Regions from separate parts of the Homo sapiens genome. Here region 2 is linked to region 1. Evidence: read pairs that join two places in POLR2A ChIA-PET (ENCODE). Cell type or tissue: GM12878. All regions are shown on one strand. Each heading gives the region's core, and the rest is flanking DNA. Links, peaks and the distances in the headings are about the cores only.

Region 1 (4,407 bases), core at 325-4,324:
TTATTTTATGTAGAAATGGGGTCTCACCATGTTGCCCAGCCTGGTCTTGAACTCCTAGCCTCAAGAGATTCTCCCACCTCAGCCTTCCAAAGTGCTGGGATTACAGGCATGAGCCACTGCACCCAGCCTTCCTGTTTTCTAATCATATTGCAAAACTATATTAATTAAAACAGTATGGTACTGGCATAAGAATAGATATGTAAGGCCAGGTGTGGTGGCTCACGCTTGTAATCCCAGCACTTTGGGAGGCCGAGGTGGGTGGATCACTTGAGGCCAGGAGTTCAAGACCAGCCTGGCCAACTTGCTGAAACCCCATCTCTACTCAAAATACAAAAAGTTAGCTGGGCATAGTGGCAGCTGCCTGTAATCTCAGCTACTTGGGAGGCTGAGGCAGGAGAATCGCTTGAACCCAGGAGGTAGAGGTTGCAGTGAGCCGAGATTGTGCCATTGTACTCCAGCCTGGGCAGCAAGAGCAAAACTCCATCTAAAAAAAAAGGATACATAGACCAATGAAACAGAATGAAGAGCCCAGAAATAAACCTGAACATTTATGATCAATTGATTTTTGACAAAGCTGCCAAGAATATATAATGGGGAAAGGAGAGTCTCTTCAATAAATGGTGCTGGGGAAACTGGATATACACATGTAAAGGAATGAAACTGGATCTTTATCTTATAACACACACAAAAGACAAAAGTCAATTCAAAATGGATTAATGACCTAAACGTAAGATCTGGAAATGTAAAATTTTATAAGAAAACATAGGAGAAAAACTCCTTGATATTGGCCTTGGTGATAATTTTTCAGATATGACACCAAAAGCTCAGGCAACAAAAGCAAAAATAAACATGTGGGACTACATCAAACTAAAAATCTTCTGCATAGCAAAAGAAATAATTAATAAAATAAAAAGACACCCTACAGATTGGGAGAAAATATTTTCAAACCATCTATCTGATAAGGAATTATATCCAAAATACGTAAAGAACTCACACAACTCAGTAGAAAAAAGAAACAAACCTGATTTAATAAATAGGCAAAGAATCTGAATAGACGTTTCTCAAAAGGAGAACACAAGTGACCAGCAAGTACATGAAAAAATATTCGACATCATTAATCTTCTAGGAAATGCAAATCAAAACCACTATGAGACGTTACCTCACAGCTGTTAGAATGGCCATTATCAAAAATGCAAAAGATAACAAGTGCTGGCAAGGCTGTGGGTTAAAGGGAACACTTGTACACTGTTGGTGGGAATGTAAATTGGTACAGTCATTATGGAAAAGAGTGTGGAAGTTCCTCAATAAATTAAAGTTACAACTACCGTATGGCCCAGCGATCCTTCTGCTGGGTATGTACCCAGAGGAAATGACATCAGCATCTCACACAGATACCTGCACTCCCATGTTCGTTGCAGCATTATTCACGTAGCCAAGACACGGAATCAACCTAAGTGTCTATCAATGATGTGGTATGTATACACATGCATATAGATATTCATTCCAAAATAAGTAGATGCTACCATTTGCAGCAACATGGATGAATCTGGAGGGGATTATGCTAAGTGGAATAAGCCAGACTTATAAAGAAAAATAGTGCATTATTTCAATTATATCTGGAATCTCAGAAAAAGTCAAACATATAGAAACAGAGTAAAATGGTGGTTACCGGGGTAGGGAGAGAAAGGAAATGAGAAGTAGATCAAATCATATAAACTTACAGTTATGTGAGATGAAAAAGTCTAAGCGATCTAATGTACAGCTTGGGGACTATAGTTATAATAATAATATTTTATTGTATGCTGAAGTGTGCTAGAAAAGTAGATTTTAGGTGTCCTTATCAAACACAAAAAGACAACTATGGAAAGTGATGAATAAGTTAATTTGCTTAACTGTGATAAGCATTTAACTAAGTGTATGTATATCAAGACAACATATTGTATACCTTGAATATATATAATTTAGAAGTTTCCAGTAAATACTCCCAAGCTTCCAGTGCATTGCTGGATTTTGCCGGATTTAGGGACCACCACTTGGTCTTACTTCATCCATTTTGAGTATATAAATTCTGAGAAAAAGCACACAGTTATTTTTATAGACAATTATTCCCACTGCCTCTGATTGGTCCATTCCCCACTTTTTGATTGTCTTGTCCTGTTCAACACTAACAATCAACATTAACATTCCCCCCACCGCACCTGGTTCTCTGGGCTGCTGATGGGCATTCATTGAGAAATGCTTTGGACAAGGCTGTATGTTACTGCTGTAAAAGAGGTAAGCAGTGCATGAACTTAGAGACTTTTTCTGGGCCCAATCTGAATAAGTGTCCCCACACAGGTAAAACAACTACATGATGCTTATCTCAATATGTATTCAACCAAAAATCTCAGAGGGCTGTCTGTCCCATCCCCACTTTAGCTAGCATAACATGAAGATTTCTCAAAACAAAAGATGTGAGCTGAATAATTTTAACCCCATATGTCTGTTAAAGGAGGGTGATTATTTTGGTCTTCCCATGTAAGATAATACTAATTATTTAATACAAAGCTGTACTATACTTCATCAACTTTTCAGTATAGCTCAGCACCAAGGCTTTCTTTTCAGCATAGGTTAGCGTTAAGTACCTACTAATGAATTACATTTGCAAAATGTATGAAAGAAGAGCTCCACTACTAGTACTGTGGACTTGGCAGGACTCCTCCAAATGGTTAATCATGCACTACTTTATAGACTCAGCCTTCCATTATGCCTGATTAAATGGTGTTCAGTTTATCCCTCACCTGCTGAGGGAACATAGTCTTGATTAGCTTAGATATTCAGCCAGGCAGTAATTTTTAGACCCAGTATGGGTCTAAGAAAAGCTACATTGTCTGTACAGGAAATGACCCCAGCTTAGAAGCATTTTATCACAAAGTGTGTATGGATGTTTGAAAAATCCCTCATTAATGTAATCCTCCATCTCCTTCCTCTTTCTTTTCCCTTAAACACCTCTTCTCTACCTCGAATTGGAAAGGAACTTTTAGCTGGTGAATGCCTTCCACAATCTGAAGTAATTTACCATTGCTAGATGATGTCAGTGGGCTGATAAGCTGGCTGTTATTAGTACTATGCTGATAGTAGGCTCTATCTATGCTTTTTTTGGGATTGTTGATAACTTTGGATATGAACAGAGAGTGAGTGAAGTCCTTTATGTTGTTTTTTTTTTTTTAATCCCGAAAGTACTCTTTTTTTTTTTCTGGTGTTATCTAATCCACAATTCTAATCAAAGCTTCTATTCATTTGTTTATTCATCTGAGGTATTTTAGAACTCCTAATATGTATCAGGTACTATAATAAGAGTTCACTGGTGGAAAAAACTTACAGAAACACAAGTAAATTAGAGTGATGCATGCTATTATCAAGGATAGGAGGATCATAGAAGTCCTACTTGGCTCTCCATGTAATCTTTGTCTTTCTGGTGTGATAGTTTTGGTAGTTATACTTATTAATACATAATTTCTACCACTTAAATAATTCTCCATGTATCTTCTATAAACTCCTTTCAGATGGCTAAGTATAACTCCCCTTGAGGATGACTCTCTAGCCTACATTAAGTTCTCACTCTTCCGAATTATAACCCTATTTGGCCATAATGTACTCTTACAGCAACTTGCCTTATCATCTTTGTTGAAGTTTAAATTTTGTCACATTTGTAAAAAAATATCTAATAGTTTTGCATCTGTCTCCCCAGTTAAACTACAAGTTCCTTCAGGGCTAAGACTTGTCTTGTGCTTCTCGAATTGTACATGGGAGGGGCACTGTTCTAGATTTCAAGGAGTCTGAATTCTAGCTTCAATTCTACAACAAACTGGCTTTGTGACTACAAGCCAGACATTTAGTCCCCGGGGTTGTTTAATATTCTAGTATACAAATGTGATGTTTGGATTTTCATGTCTCTTTAAGTTCTAAAGTCCAGACAGTATAGCCCAGGGCTCTTAGCTCAGTGTCTAGAGCAGTGCCTTAAATGTCACAGCACTCAATTTACATCTAAAAGTCTTTTGAATACAGATGGTCTCTGACTTATAATGGCTTGACTTATAATTTTTTGACTTTATGATGGTTTTATGGGGCATTAAATACATTTTCAATTTATGATATTTTTGACTTACAATGGGCTCATTGGGACATAACCCCATCCTAAGTCAAGTATTGTTAATTATTGTTGGGTGCACTCAAATGTGGTCAACTTCGAATAGCTCACCATTTTTCAAAAGAAATCCTAAAATGCTGTGAATGGACTTCATACTAAGTCTTTATTGACAAGAACCAATGGTTCTCCTCATGATAGTGAGCATAACTGTGGAATCAAATTCCAGTCCTGTTCCTAGCTAGCTGTGTGACCTTGGAAAAATTATTTATTGCCTCTGA
Region 2 (4,407 bases), core at 200-4,199, 62 kb after region 1:
TTTCGTGCAGCAACTATTATGTGGCTCACACTATGTGAAGAGTAGCATACATAATAGTGAACAAAACAGGCATAACCACGTCCTCACAGTTTGTTCTACCATCTCTCTCAAATTATGTTGACTGCTGAAACGTGCATGGTCATTCTACTTTAAGAATGTCTCCTGAACCAGCACCTTTTGAGTGCACCAGCACTTTCTTAAACCAGAACCTCACACACACACACCTTTTCTAGATTAAGCCAACATCACCTCTTATCTGAATCTTTGTAACAGCTTCCGGATTGGTTTCCTTGCCTCTAGTCTCATCTCATTCCAATTCATTTGTCACACTACTCAGGGCTTTTCCTAAAACATAAATTTAACCACCTCATGGCTCTACAAAATTTCCCTGTCTCACCATCACTTACAAGATAAAGTTCAAACTCTGTAGCACGACATGCCATGTCCTTAATGATTCAACTCTAGCAAATGGCATTCAGCTTCATGAACATGACCTCATGTCTGCATATGCCATTCCCTTAACATGGAACCTCCCTTCTGCGCTTCACCATATCAGCCTGGCAAACTCCTTCCATTCTCTCCTTTCTTGTTGAGGTTTCCCTGACTTCTCTGCCCATTGAGGCAGAAGCAAGAGCTTTTGGAACCATGTTCTCGTAATCCCTTATAGGAAGGAATCCATGCTATCATACTGCATTATGGGAATGTCAAAGATGTTTATATGTCTGGCTTCCTCACTAGACCATGGACAACTTGCAAGCCAAGAATCTGGCTTATACAAGCTTCTATCTACACCAGCTGGCATAGTGCCTGCAACATGGGAAGTGTTACTACTAAATCTTTGTGCAACAATTAAATATTGATTAAACAAGTGTTGCATTTTCAGTCATTTGCCTGAAATGACGCAGTTATCAGTAGCAGAGCTGATCCAAACTTCCAAGTTCCCACTCGAATGGTTTTTCACTAAAGCACCACTGTCATGTATCCAATGATTTTCAATTGATCCAGGGTAGAGTAAAGCCACAGGGCATGCCTTAGGTTGGGGAGATGGGTTAGAATCACCTCAGGTCTTTTTCAACCTAAAATGCTTATCGGCATTCTGATATGTATTTCCTGAAAAAAATTGCCAGTTGGGTGTCCTATATATTATATGTTGAAGAATGAACAATGCTAGTAGGGAAATAATAGAATGGAAATCAGGCAGGTGTGGATTTAAACATCTATTCCTTAATTTATCAGCTTTGTCTACAGATGAGGAAACTGAGGCACAGAATGTGTCATTTAACTTCTATGTGCCTCAGTTTCCTCATCTGTAAACATGGTACCATATTTGGGAAGTTATAATGAGGATTTTGTCAGCTGACTGACCCTTGGTAAAGGGTGAGAATATTTCCTGGCACATACGAAGTGTTCTAAAATTTAGTTTCTCTTTCCCCTTTTCCCCCTAGGCTTTGATCAGAAATCCAAGCACACAAAAATGGCTTTTCCATTTGTGTAAGGGGAAGATTATTGCTCTGCTGATGAATTGTGTGCATTTCACGCACACTTTAACAGCTCCAGGGCGTCTTCAAATTAGAGCTCCTTATCACTCATTAGCACCATTGCAGGAAGGCCGATAAACCTCACCTCTTGCTTAGCTCTCTGACACAGCTGGGGAAACCTCCATTTGCTCTTATCATCTGAATTCTGACCTTAAAGGTTTCACTCTAACCCCAGGGCTTAATTTATCTTCTGTTAAAAGCAGCAGTTTTCCCTTACATGGAAACTGTCATGCCCCGAGTATGCATAGTGAGACAGAGAAACAGTCCTGTCTGTTTCATCTCAGACGCGAGGGAAAAGTCCCTTGCACCCTTCTCTTCTGCGGATAGATGGGCTTTGATTACAGAGGAGCACATTGCAACTTCAGGCTGCTATTGTACACCACATACTGTAAAGGTTTAAAAGTTGACAAAATGCCATGAATACCATTGTGTGAATTCAACCTCGTGTTTGTTTTACCTACTGTACATCAGAATACACTTCCTGATAGCTGAGAGTTTGTGTTGTTTTGACTAAATTTGGACAAATATGCATAAAATGTGTATTCAACAGATATTTCATGTAAAAACAAAGAAAGGCTTGTGTCTTTAGATTGCCCCAGAACCTGAGGGCTACTGAGAATTATAAATAAAGTTGGCTTCACAGGCCTGCAGTCATAAATGACATTTTTTTAAATGATGGAAGGGGGAGATTTGAGTGGTACAGGAACCTTCCGTTTAATTCCCCTCCTCCCAAATATGTCCAAAATTTAAAGAAAGCTCCTTTAAATATAACTCAGTTGAAAAGGAGCTTTTGATTCCTGGTTATTGGGGAAGGACCTGTTTAACTATTTATACCATTGCTTTGTTTTCTTAAAATTGATGCAGGAGGAACATGGGTCCAGCCCTTTTAAAATCCTATGTTTTATCACTCTCCGGTTGATGGGCGCAATCCAGCATGAGGAAATTAGAAACAGCTGGAGTAGACACAATGCTTTCTTTTGAAAAGACATTTCAAAATTACTAGAGAAAAATAGAGATTGCTCTAAAGAGCCTATCTCAAAATGTGGTTTCTGGCTCAACAGCATCAGAATCTCCTAGGAACTTGTTCGAAATGCAAATTATTGGGCTTCATCCAGCCCTGCTGAATTGGAAATTCTGAAGGTAGGGCCCAGCAATCTGTGTTTTGACAGCTCTTCTATCCCCTACCCCAAGGAATTCTGATGCACAAAAGCAAACTAAAAATGAGACCTAAACCACAGGAAAGAGTAGCAAGAGAAAAGAAATCTTGAAAGGCCAGAGGGCAAGAGAGGCGTGATTTCAGGACATTTAATGATTCAAAGGAATGATGGAAAGGTGCTAATTGGGTACTTAACATCTATACTTCAACATGCATCTGTTTCTAAATCTGAAATTAATGGACAGACTATAAACAGCTTCCAAAGGCAGTGGAAAATACAAACCCAATGAAACAAACCAGAGTCAGGAAAGAGGTTGGCAGCACAATAACTGCAACATCAATTGTATTTAGATGTTTTTGTCTATAGTCTATACTACATAATAACTACATAGTCTATATAGTTATTTCAACATCATTAAATAGGATGTGTGATTAAATAAGTGCATGTAAGTAAATTATTAAAATGCATTAAGAGTATGCTTTTGCATACTTGTAACTTAGAGTAGACAAATCCTCCTGCTGAGAAAAACTAGAAACTGAACAAAATTCAGACACCACGTGTTTGAATGCCTCAGAAAGCTGTCTAAGCAGTCAGATCCTGGAAAGGAGGGGAGCTCATTGAGAGAAGCCTGACTTTTGAATCCAAGTTTCCCCTGAAGTTGAACACACCATATTGCCCAGAAATTCCACTCATATATACATATATATACACAAATACACATAAATATCCAAGAGAATGCACAGACACACACACATATCCAACAGAAATGCATGCATGGATATCTATCTATATATATATCCATATCTCCACATATATATCTCTAACAGAAATGCATACATAAGTACACCAAAAGGCATGGGTAAGAAATTTTCTATTTGCAATAGCCTCAAACTGAAAACTACCCAAACATCCTTGAACAACAGAGAGGATGAATAAATTGTACTGTATTCATGCATGAGATACTGAGAATGAATTAAATACAGCTACATGCAACAACATGGATGAATCTGATGAATATAACATGACATATCTCATTTACACAATTTCAAAATCATACAGTGATAATCCATGGTATTAGAAGTCAAGATAATAGTAACGTTTGATCTTTATGGTAAAAATGGTAAGGAGAGGGTGAGGGCCTACTGAGTTCTGCTTATGTTCCTGTTGCTGAACCCTGCACTGTGTGTTCCGTTTGTGGAAATTCAGTTAGTTGAATACTTGTGATTTGGACACTTTTCCTTACATATGTTACAGTTTAACAAGCACTCTTACTTTAGAAAAATATACTAAGAGGAATTTTTGTTTTCTTGTTTCTCTGACGTCTTTGGAGTCCATCCATCAGGTGTGTCTATGCCATCCTATGGAGACACCCTGGATTATCTGAAAGTAACTGGAGGCAGGAGAATGTGATCATAGAGAATCTTAGATTAGTGGGTAGACAGGCCTATGAATTGCTGTGTGGCTTTGGAAAGCTCTTTAACCCAAGTCACATTTTCCTCATCCTTGCATTGGAGTTGATCGTTAAAAGAGCATCTAACTCATAGGATTTAGTGAGGATTAAATAGGAGAGTTCATCTAAAGCACTGATGGTGGCAGGCAGTGGGTGGGGGTGGCCTAATGGCTAAGAATAAAGGCTGGGTATCTAAGATAATTGACAAGGGCCTTTCTTTTTTTTTTTATGGTTAATGTACCATTCTTTATGAGAATGTGCT

Evidence for each region. Peaks named below come from ENCODE experiments on the same cell type or tissue, not always from the same donor. Only the 100,000 strongest peaks of a DNase experiment are listed, where the experiment ranks them.
Region 2: POLR2A ChIA-PET joins it to region 1 with 5 read pairs; 2 of 35 experiments call an interaction of 5 or more read pairs at or near these places.

What each region holds. Positions count from the first base shown.
Region 1 is chr20:6,512,578-6,516,984 of GRCh38, forward strand. The region is part of intron 3 of CASC20 (cancer susceptibility 20); the gene reads left to right. Among named protein-coding and RNA genes, the nearest start is that of CASC20, 88 kb to the left of the region's middle. In GM12878, for the core only: no CTCF peak of the experiment used is centred there; no DNase peak of the experiment used is centred there.
Region 2 is chr20:6,574,356-6,578,762 of GRCh38, forward strand. No RefSeq gene overlaps it. Among named protein-coding and RNA genes, the nearest start is that of CASC20, 150 kb to the left of the region's middle. In GM12878, for the core only: no CTCF peak of the experiment used is centred there; a DNase peak (open chromatin) is centred at 1,806.